2 separate regions of the Homo sapiens genome follow, and region 1 is linked to region 2. A link is a contact called in ENCODE Hi-C or POLR2A ChIA-PET data. All regions are on one chromosome and are shown on one strand. The core of a region is the stretch at or near the end of the contact, and the rest is flanking DNA. Distances in the headings are between cores, read along the strand shown.

Region 1 (5,357 bases), core at 1,920-4,419, 42 kb before region 2:
AATGGGTGCCGTGTTAGCAGGCAGGAAACAACATTCATCTCCTTGTACACCTCCATCAGAGCTCTTGGGTGATCAGGTGCATTGTCAGTGAGCAGTAGTAATTTGAAAGGAATCTTTCATTCTGAGCAATAGGTCTTAGCAGTGGGCTTAACATATTCAGTAAACCATGATGCAAAAATATATGCTGTCATTCAGGCTTTGTTTTTCCATCTCTAGAACACAGGCAGAGCAGATTTGGTATAATTCCTAAGGGCCCTAGGATTTTCAGAACGGTAATTGAGTATTGGTTTCAACTTAAAGTCACCAGCTTCATAAGCCTCTAACAAGAGAGTCAGCCTGTCCTTTGAATCTTTGAAGCCAGGCATTGACTTCTCTCTAGCTAAGAAAGTCCTAGCTGGGGCCGGGCACGGTGGCTCACGCCTGTAATCGCAGCACTTTGGGAGGCCGAGGCGGGCAGATCACGAGTCAGGAGATCAAGACCATCCTGGCCAACATGGTGAAACCCCGTCTCTACTAAAAATACAAAAAAATTAGCAAGGCATGGCGGTGCACACCTGTAGTCCCAGCTATTTGGGAGGCTGAGGCAGGAGAATTGCTTGAACCCGGGAGGCAGAGGGTGCAGTGAGCCAAGATCGTGCCACTGCACTCCAGCCTAGTGACAGAGCGAGACTGCATCTCAAAAAAAAAAAAAAAAAAAAGTCCTAGCTGGCATCTTCTTCCAATAGAAGGCTGTTTTTATCTACATTGAAAATCTGTTGTTTCATGAAACCACCTGCATCAATGCTCTTAGCTAGATCTTCTGGAAAACTTGCTGCAGCTTCGACATCAGTACTTTTTCCCTGCCTCACCTTGTACTTTTGTGTTAACAGAGCCAGGCTCTTTCCTTAAATCCCATGAACCAACATCTGTGAGCTTCACATTTTCTTCTTCAGCTTTCTCATGTCTCTGAGCCTTGACAGAATTGAAAAGAATTAGAGCTTTGCTCTGGGTTAGGCTTTGGCTTAAGGGACTGCTGTGGCTGGTTTGATCTTCTATCCGGACCACTCAAACTTTCTCCATATCAGCAATCAGCTTGTTTCACTTTCTTATCATTTGTGTGTTTACTGGAGTAGCACTTTTAATTTCCTTCAGGAACTTTCCCTTGCATTCACAACTTGGCTAATTGTTTCTCAAGAGGTCAAGCTTTTGGCCTATTTCAGCTTTTGACATGCCTTCCTCACTAAGTTTAATCATTTCTAGTTTTTTTATTTAAAGTGAGAGACATGTAACTCTTCCTTTCACTCAAACACTTAGAAGGCCAATACAGGGTTATTAAATGGCATAATTTCAATATTGTTGTGTCTCAGGGAATAGGGAGGCCTGAGGAGAGGGAGAGAGACAGGTAATAGCTGGTCCATGGAGCAATCAGGATAAATCACCATTTATTGCTTATAAATCACCATTTATTGCTTAATATATCACCATTTATTGCTTAAGTTCACCATCTTATATGGGGTTAGTTCATGGTGCTCCAAAATAGTTACAATAGTAACATCAAAGATTACTGATCACCTTAACAGGTATAATATCAAGGCTAGGAGTTTGAGGCTACTGTGAGCCATGATTACACCATTGCACTCCAGCCTGGACAAACTTGAAAGATCCCATCTCTACAAAAAGATAGGAAAATTGGCTGGGTATGGTGGCACACACCTGTAGTCTCAGCTCCTGGGACGCTGATGTAGGAGGATTGCTTGAGCCCAGGAGTTCAAGGCTGCAGTAAGCTATAATCACACCACTGGACTCCAGCCTGGGCCACAGATTGAGACTCTGTCTCTAAAAAACAAACAAACCAACAAATAAACAGATATAATGTTAATAATGAAAAAGTTTAAAACATAGTAAAAATTACTAAAATGTGACACAGAGACATGAAGTGAGCCTATACTGTTGGAAAAACAGCGCTGATGGACTTGCTTGATGCAGGGTCGCCACAAACCTTCAATTTATAAAACATGCAATATCTGCAAAGCGCAATAAAAGCGAGGTGTGGCCGTCAGGTCCGTCCCAACCCAGGTTTGCTCTATGCAGCCAGAACACCTCACCCTACCCCCACCCCCACGGACGCTCATACAGTTGGGTGGATTTTCCACCCCAATGCTATGAAAACAGAAAATCCACCCCATTCTCTTCTGGCCTTTTTATTTTTGAGGAAGAATGCTCTGCAGCATTGTAGCTCTGAGAAAGAGGGAGGATTCCAGTGTTCCCATGACTCAACGTGGAGGGTTCCCATTTCCATGCCTTTCTTCTTTCACTGCTGCTCCCAGCTCCCACCTCCTGAGCTGGGCATCAGGAATCTTTTGTGTGTAAAGCACAGGAAGGACCCAGCCCAACCACAAGTGACCGGCTGGCTTTCCTGTGATTCCCTGGGCCTCAAGGCCAGTGCATTACCAATGCCGTGGGGTCTTCAGTCCAGGGGGCCTCTCCAGCCTTCCCGATGCCTCTGCCGGGTGCTTCTGCTGTATTTAGAAAAGCATTTGGTTCCTCTGATTAGGTAATGTCTGGTAAGTTCCCAAGGAAGGTTTCATTCACATTTTCAAGTTAAGGTGAACTGAGATGCTTTAAACTCAGTGAAGCCAGAGGACTTGGGGCCCAATTCCGTCCTTGGGCAGGGGTGTGAGGGAGCTCCCGTGGGCAGGCTGTCCAGCATCAGTTTAGACCCCGTCCCAGTAAGCACGATGAGCGCTGTGAAATGAGAAGGGCAGGCTGGGCTGAGGGAGGGAAGAGCAAGAGGTAGGAAGGAAAGAATGTCTCAGCCCGCACCGCCCCTGGGCGGAGGCGCATGGTGCACCCCAGCCACTCTGTCGGCCAGCCCCTCCTTCTCTGGTAGTCCCCCGATCTCCCACTCAAATGAAGATCTGCTCTCCCTCCGAGCAGGCAGGCCTGATGCTTCCAGCCCGCTGGCGGGGAGGCCTGGCGTCTCGCCCTAGAGGGGCCCATGACGCGATGGGTGGGGCCCCATTTGAAATGAAAATGTGGGGTTCCTGTTCAAAAGAGTATTAAGAGTTCCGAGGGTGACGGCAGGCCGAGCAAGAGCCCAGAGGTGCTCTGAGCACAGGCCCTATGCCACTTCCTGCCGCACAGCCTGAGCCGCCCCAACCCCCGGGGGAGGCAGGTTTGTCAGCACTCGGCCTGGACTGAATCCGGATTAAATTGCGCTCTGCAGCACAGAGGCCCCGGTCAGGCGCCCGTGGGGGCACAGGCCTGCACCTGCTGCTGATATGCACTTCGAGAGCGGGCGGGCGCGGCCTTGCCAGAGGGCTCTGGGTTTGAATGAGGAAGCAGCGCGGCGGGGCGGCCTCTGCAGGAGAAGGTGCTGGCGGCAGGGAGGGGCGCGGACGCGGCCCAGCAGCTGGCAGGGACTTCACGGGAATATCGGCCGACAGCCCTCGAAGAAGCCACAGCAGGGAGGAAATTTTCCCTCTGCCCACTTCAGGCCAAGATGGCTGGTGTCGGATGAATGCCCCGGGGTCACCTGCTGAAAAGAAAAAAACCCAATGCCCAGTCTAATCGCGCGCGCAGGGGCTCCGGGCCCTCCCGAACCCTGGCAGCCCCGCAGGGCCCTTTGTGCCCGCGGCGTGTGGAGCGCGGAGTCTCCGGGAAAAGCCCCCCCTTAGGCAATCCGGGCCATTTCCGAGGCGAAGGCTGTGGCCGGCGAGGTGCTGGCTGTCTCTGAGCCGGCGCTCCAAGGCCGACACCCCTACCTGGAGAGGGCCCTGGGCGCCCGCCGGCTGGGGACCCGGCGGGCAAGGCTCACAGGAATTCCCGCCCAGGCCTTTCTGGAGGGGGCTCAGGAGCCAAGCCTGGAGTGTCCCCAGCTGACTTTCCCTGGATGCCTCCCCAGGTGGTCCTGCCACGACAACAATCAAATGAAAACTCAAACAAAAACACCAAACCCCTTTTATTTCCTGCAAGCATTAGCGCATGTCTTTCCAAAAGGCTTGGCCTGCGATCCTGTAGGCATGGAGGCCCAGGGGTGCGTTCTCAGCCGGCGGGGCCCCTCCTAGGGGCCTGCCCTTTCCTTACCCTCCAGCCAGTGTCTCCCGACCCCGGCTCAGCAACTTCCCAAGTGGGCCGCCAAATTGCACAATGTCATATGTCCATTCCTTCATCATCTTCCCTGTTAGGCACATCCTATGTCCTCTTAATATACATTAAGGCCGGGCGCGGTGGCTCACGCCTGTAATCCCAGCACTTTGGGAGGCCGAGGCAGGCGGATCACGAGGTCAGGAGATTGAGACCATCCTGGCTAACACGGTGAAACCCCGTCTCTATTAAAAATACAAAAAATTAGCCGGGCATGGTGGCGGGCGCCTGTAGTCCCAGCTACTCGGGAGGCTGAGGCAGGAGAATGGCGTGAACCCGGGAGGCGGAGCTTGCAGTGAGCCGAGATCGCGCCACTGCACTCCAGCCTGGGCGACAGAGCAAGACTCCGTCTCAAAAAAACAAAACAAAACAAAACAAAATGTGTATATATATATATATATATACACACACATTAAAGATATGGGAAACAGATACCTATAAAATCACACCTGAGATGAAATAGATAGTAACATTTTTCCATAGTTGTTTTAGAGGTTTTTTTAAATAAAAACATTACAATTTCAGCCACTCCCCACCTCAACCCTCAACCCTTTACCCTACCTTTTCTTGGCAACTAAATCTATCCACCATCTCAGTAGCTTCTTTTTTCTTTTTCTCATCAATAATGATACCAATCCTTTTTTGGTTATGTCCTTTGTAAATATCTTCTCCCTGTTTGTGGCTTAACTTATTAATTGATACATGGTGACTCTTTTGATAGACAAGTATTAAATTTGAATGTAGTCAAATATGTTCATTTCTTATAAACTGTTCATAAGCAGTTTATATTTTTAAAGTCAAATTAAAGAAAGCTTTCTCTACCCAAGGCCAAAAAAGATACTCTCCTCTATTTTATTCTAAAAGTTTCAAGCTTTGCTTTGAACATTTAGATCTTTAATTCACAGGGAATTTATTTTTGTGCATGGTGTGAGCTAGAACTCCAAGTTTATTTAAAATGTTCACATAGAAACCAACTGTCCCAAGGTCCACTGACCTGCGGTGCTGCCTGTCACATGTCACACTTTCATGTATGGATGGCCGGTGTCTGCACTCTATGTTATATTCTTTGTCTGTTGTGCAAATATCAGAGGTGTTTGAACCAGAGCAACTTCATCTTGAATAGGGGCTGGGTAAAATGAGGCCGAGATCTACTGGGCTGCATTCCCAGACAGTTAAGGCATTCTAAGTCACAGAATGACCTAGGAGGTCAGTACAAGATACAGGTCATAAGA
Region 2 (5,138 bases), core at 1,922-4,421:
GGCACCTAAACACAAGCCAATTTGTCATCTGGTGCCTTTCTCCTTCTCCCTGGCTACACACCCCTCACTCCCAATAAGATCGTATGACACCTGAGACTACAGCCCCAGAGAGAAACACTTGGGTTAATATTACTGAATCATAAAAACAGGATAGCAGGAACTATCATCTTGGAGCATGAGTCTTGGTATTTCCAGTCTCAGTGATTCTAGGCCACACATATAAAAGTCTCTTATTGCCATCTGGGAAGGCACACACACCATATGTTTTGGGCTTAGATGAATAAGGCTCATAATCCAATCATACATTTTAAAGGACATTTATTTGTAAACATGTTTAATATTCACAAAATATATTTCATCACTTCTAACTCTATAGAACACTATAATAAGCAAACGGCACACACTAAATGTTCATTATACAGCAAGCTAAAAAAAATTACAACCCTGACCTGATAGAGATTAAATCTAATCTGAAACAGCCTCTATCACTGGACAGAGTCACAAAAGGCCATATGAGCACAAGCACAGCTGTGCAAACACTGAAAATGCATAACTGGAGAGGAACTTGCATCCCACGCAAGTTGAAATAGCAGCCACAGAGAAGGGGAAGTGACTTGGAAATGAAAGCATTATCCATCTGGACCAAATGGTGAAGCTGTGGGAAGCTGTCATTTACATTGGTGAGGAAGGCGTTCACTTCAGAGGGAGAAGAGTCTCCTTAGCTTAAATTTTTGCTCAAATAACCCAGCCCTACACAATATGGGGTTTTGGCAATAGCTGTCGTAAAAATGAAGCTTAATACATGATTTGAGTGGAGGACTTCAAAGTTCTCAACTGTTGTAACCATTAAGCTCATCAATTGACACAAAACTGGATATTCAGAAAAATCCTGGTAAGAATAGGGATTTTGGGTTAAAGTAGTATCATAATTAGAGTCCTTTAAGTTCTTATTGTTTAAAATCCTTCTATAATACATTCGTCAACTTATTTTCCTTAATATAAAAGGAACTGTCTCTAACTTACAGATAGGTTAAAATGTCCCAAAAGTGGAGATTTTCTTCTTAATTTGGTGGTTTGTAACTCAGGATTTATGTTCTCTAAACGTGTCTTGTTAACACATATCTAATACTATAGGGCACAATACTGTAATGTCAATGATATATAGTTGCCACAGTAATATCAATTTTAAAGGAAAAGTACATCCAATATGCCCCTTCTCCACACATTTCCCCAGGCAGTGACATCTAAAGATGAACAAGAAAAATATACAAGTTTTACTTCTTGATTTTTGACACCTATATAACAACAGGCATCTTATTGATCCAAACACCCTCAGAGAGTGCTCATGGGAAGTAGGGCTCTGGAAACTGCCTTCTTGATTCTTGTTTATATGTATGAGTTTATGGTAACACTCAGAGCAAACATTCTTTTTTTCTAGGAAATGGGTTCGTCATTTTTAGTTCATCATTTTTAGCTTTGTCACATATAGCAATGCAGACATAAATAGGAGATTGAACTGAATATCATTTGATTTTAGAACAGCTCTAGAAACTAATTCTTTTTAGTTTCTAGTAAAAAAACTATTTTCTTATAATTCTTTATGACTTGAGCAGCAAAAAACAAAAACAAAAACAAAAACAAAACAAAACCAAAAATAAGGGGGGGGGGCAGATTTATACTAGCTATATAAAGTGGCTTCCACTCTATAAAGTTTTTGTTAATTGAGATATTGCTGATAATTCCTAAGAAAAGAACTTATCTACGCTAAAGGAAAAGGTATTGTTTTGCTAACCTGTGGCAATGATACTGAGATGAAAGATTCTTTCCACTCACATGCCTTGACTAAATGCCCCATTCTAGTTCACTAAGCAGACTGAATGCCAGCCAGGAATTCTGCCCGTATCTTATTAGGATTCCGAAAGTACTTCTGAAGAAGTGGAAATAGGAAGGTCCACATGCCTTGGAAAGTTTTTAACTTTTCTGGAATACAAAATATTTCTTACTCTAACCAATTAAGTTATTAAATTCCACCATAATGTTAGCACTACCCTTTAGCAATTTACTTCAGAGCAAGGATTGTTTTCTTTCAGCTTAAATTTTACCTACATTACATGGGTTCACTTTTATATTATGCATCTCCTTAGGAGTTCAACTCAACTGAACAATTATGTCCTGAGTGTCTATTACGAGTACGACATCCTACAAGGCATTAAAAAAGTTTGAGGAAAATCTGAATAGAAGAAAAGGAAATGGAGGTCTCCAGCAAAATCTGCCAAGTGTTTTTATAAAGTCCCATCTGAACTTCTTTGGAGTAGACCAAGGTGCAGAAATCCATATCCTCTCCCCACATTGCATCCCCTAAAGAGCTTCAAGCATAGCTGGAAAGCCTTGAAACACATCTATTGGAGAGACTTGTCACACTGGACAAAGGCAAGAGCAACTTCTCAGATGCTGCAAATGAGGAACCTATTTGCAAGCCACAGAGGTGGCTAAAACATGGACACTAGCTTCTGTAGACACAGCTTCTAACACACCTTCAGTGCCTCACCCTCCTCACTAGGTAAAGTGGTGAGCGTTCATTGATGAGCTTCATTTGATACCCAAGAAAATCAAGACCTTGAGTCACATGCTCAAGGTTACACAGCAAAGCAGAGGCAGCTTGAAAACTGGATTCAGGCCTTCTGAGCCCCTCTAGTAGACCGCACTGCTCCACAGATGCAGGTAGCTTCTGAGATCAAAACATTCTGTTGGGTAATGATAACCAAAGTACAGCTCATGTTTGTTTATGTAAGGGCCCTGCTCATTTCTGTGGGGAGAACTCAGCCAGGCCACAGAGCAGTCACAGGGCTTTCCAGACTGCAGAGCTGCCCCAGTGTGCATGGCAGCTGGTTCCGCAGGAGTTCACCTGCCCACAGAGATGTTCGGGGTCCTCCGCCTTCCCATTGGTCTTGGTGTCTGCATGACGGGCCACTGTGATCAGACGTGGGGGCAGTAAGCATGCTGAGCAACGTCTGGGTGTCCTGGGGCAGGGGCGGGGGGCATTCTGTGGAGGTGACTGCATCTGGAAAGGGCCCAAGTAGGGAGGGAAATGGGAAAGGATGTGCACAGGCAGTCACAGCTGGACTCCGCCTGGGCTTGCCAGGCTCCCTCCTCTGCCTTCTACTGCTACTCCCTACTTGCTTAACCTCTCCAACTTCCTACTATGCAATGTTTAAAAACCTGCTCAACAAAACATCCTTCTTCCTGGAGAATTTTCCTAACAAAGGGCCCCATTCAGGCGGGGCTGCTTGGGAGGAAGGGAACTGTTGTCCAAAACCTGGCTCTTGCCACTTTCCACCCTGGCCACAAACAAGACTTTTTTTCACAGCTCTTAATCTCAGTTTCCTCCCTGGGCAAGCTCCTCACGCAGACACCAAGACCCACTGAGGCAGAAGGGCCTGAACATTCTATTAGGGCAGGTGAGCTCCTGCAGAACCAGCTGCCAGGCACACTCCAATAGATCTGCTGCCCAGAAAGTCCCATGGCCACTGTGGCCTGGCTGTGCTCTCCCTGCAGAAATGAGCATGGCATTTACATGAAAGATGAAGTAGGATACTTGATTTCACTACTCTGAAATTTTCTTTCCAGTCTGATCTGCTCTCTTGAACTTCAGAGTCATGCATCTCACAGCCTACTTGGCACCTCCACATGGATAAAGATGCATCTCAACTCACCATGTCCAAAGCACGTGCCCCCAACTACAAGCAAATCCCTCAACACACTCCCTGCCCCTCCCACAGATCTTCCTCACCTGTCAGTGCCTCTGTCCACAATGCTCCCCTAGACTGCCGCAAGGACTGCACCTCAGCTGCTGGAGTCCTTCCGCAATGTCACCACCTCAGTGAGGCTTCCCACCAATCTATTTACAATTGCAGTTTCTCCCCAGCACTTCCTACCCACTGCCCTGCTTTCTCTTCCTTCACAGCACTGACGATCATCTGACATTTTGTATACTTTACTTGTTTGGTTCACTGTCATTCTCTCCCAAGGTAGGAGTTGGAGATCCCACCCTGCTTCTCAAACACACCCACCAGGCTCGTCGTTAAGCTAGGTCCAGCAAGAAGCCACACTGCAGCTGAGCCTGACCATATCCAGGTTAGAGTCAGTGGGGACGAAAGTGGGCAGAAGGGGTGTGGGTTATGTGTGGGTCAGCTTCACTTAGGGAGCCATTGCTTGACCTAGACTTGCCCCTCACTGTGAGCTGGGAGGTGAATGCAGCAGCCAAGCCTTGATCCTCTGTGGGAAGCAGATGTCTAAGGCTGGCTTAGCACAGGGGGCAGGAAGCTGGGCTCTGAGACATCCTGACGCAGAGCTGCTTTCCCAGGCTGAACTGCTAAATACGAGACAGAGAAACTTCTATCTTACTTAGGCCACGATATTTCTGGGTCTCTTTGTTACAGCAGCTTAGTATTTATCCTAGCCAATTACATCTCCCACAGAAAGGACAGGGAGTTTTGCTTGTATTTTTAACATCTATAAGGGTTCCTGGCACACAGCTGGTGCCTGATAAATATGTGTTAAATGACGGAATGAATGAATGTCTATGAAATAAAAGGAAAAATCCCAAGTATTCCAGAAAGATGACTTAATGGGGACTTGTCCAATCAATAAGATGAGATTATGCCAATGATGTGTTCATTGGTTGTCTAATAACCTTCCACCTTGGGCTATGTCGCTAATGACAATGCAGATGGAAACAGCTGGAGCAAAGAACAGTTTTGTTTGCATGCACTTAGTTTTTGCAATTAATCAGGCCATGCATGAGAGAGCAAGGGTGGCTCAGATATATATCAATAGAGAATCCATGTAGACCATTGACCACATCCTTGGAATGAATATCAAACAAAAACTTAGCCTTCTCTAGTCCATTTTAAGTAGCGCTTCATGGAGTCATCACAGAAGGATCTTATTATATGCCAAATGTAATCTTAGTTAACAATCTATATAAAATGATGACTGATTTATAATGAATGCCCAAAGAAGAAAACGGGAAGACCTTCAGGAGGTGAACCACTTCTTCCAACACAAGTGCTTTGGTACCAATTTCAGGAACTATCAGGTGAGCTGGATAATGGGGACAGTTAAGCATTCACATCATT

The links. Hi-C counts contacts between places; a loop is a spot of excess contacts on that map. ChIA-PET counts read pairs that join two places held with the same protein, here RNA polymerase II (POLR2A).
Region 1: a loop to region 2 is called in a map of heart left ventricle, with 1.9 times the contacts of the local background. The contact joins two enhancer-like sites. A Hi-C loop is called at or near these places in 3 of 168 maps with a recorded cell type or tissue (cardiac septum, heart left ventricle and vagina). POLR2A ChIA-PET finds 5 or more read pairs at or near these places in 3 of 52 experiments (HepG2, PC-9 and activated naive CD4-positive, alpha-beta T cell).

What each region holds. Positions count from the first base shown.
Region 1 is chr13:23,693,788-23,699,144 of GRCh38, reverse strand. No RefSeq gene overlaps it. Among named protein-coding and RNA genes, the nearest start is that of TNFRSF19, 130 kb to the right of the region's middle. RefSeq lists an enhancer at 2,828-3,401. Within about 2 kb of position 3,169, at least 6 of the 41 ENCODE cell types and tissues checked have a DNase peak (open chromatin) inside an H3K27ac peak, as active enhancers do.
Region 2 is chr13:23,652,269-23,657,406 of GRCh38, reverse strand. The region is part of intron 5 of TNFRSF19 (TNF receptor superfamily member 19); the gene reads right to left. Among named protein-coding and RNA genes, the nearest start is that of TNFRSF19, 84 kb to the right of the region's middle. RefSeq lists enhancers at 2,612-2,751, 2,992-3,493. Within about 2 kb of position 3,171, at least 5 of the 41 ENCODE cell types and tissues checked have a DNase peak (open chromatin) inside an H3K27ac peak, as active enhancers do.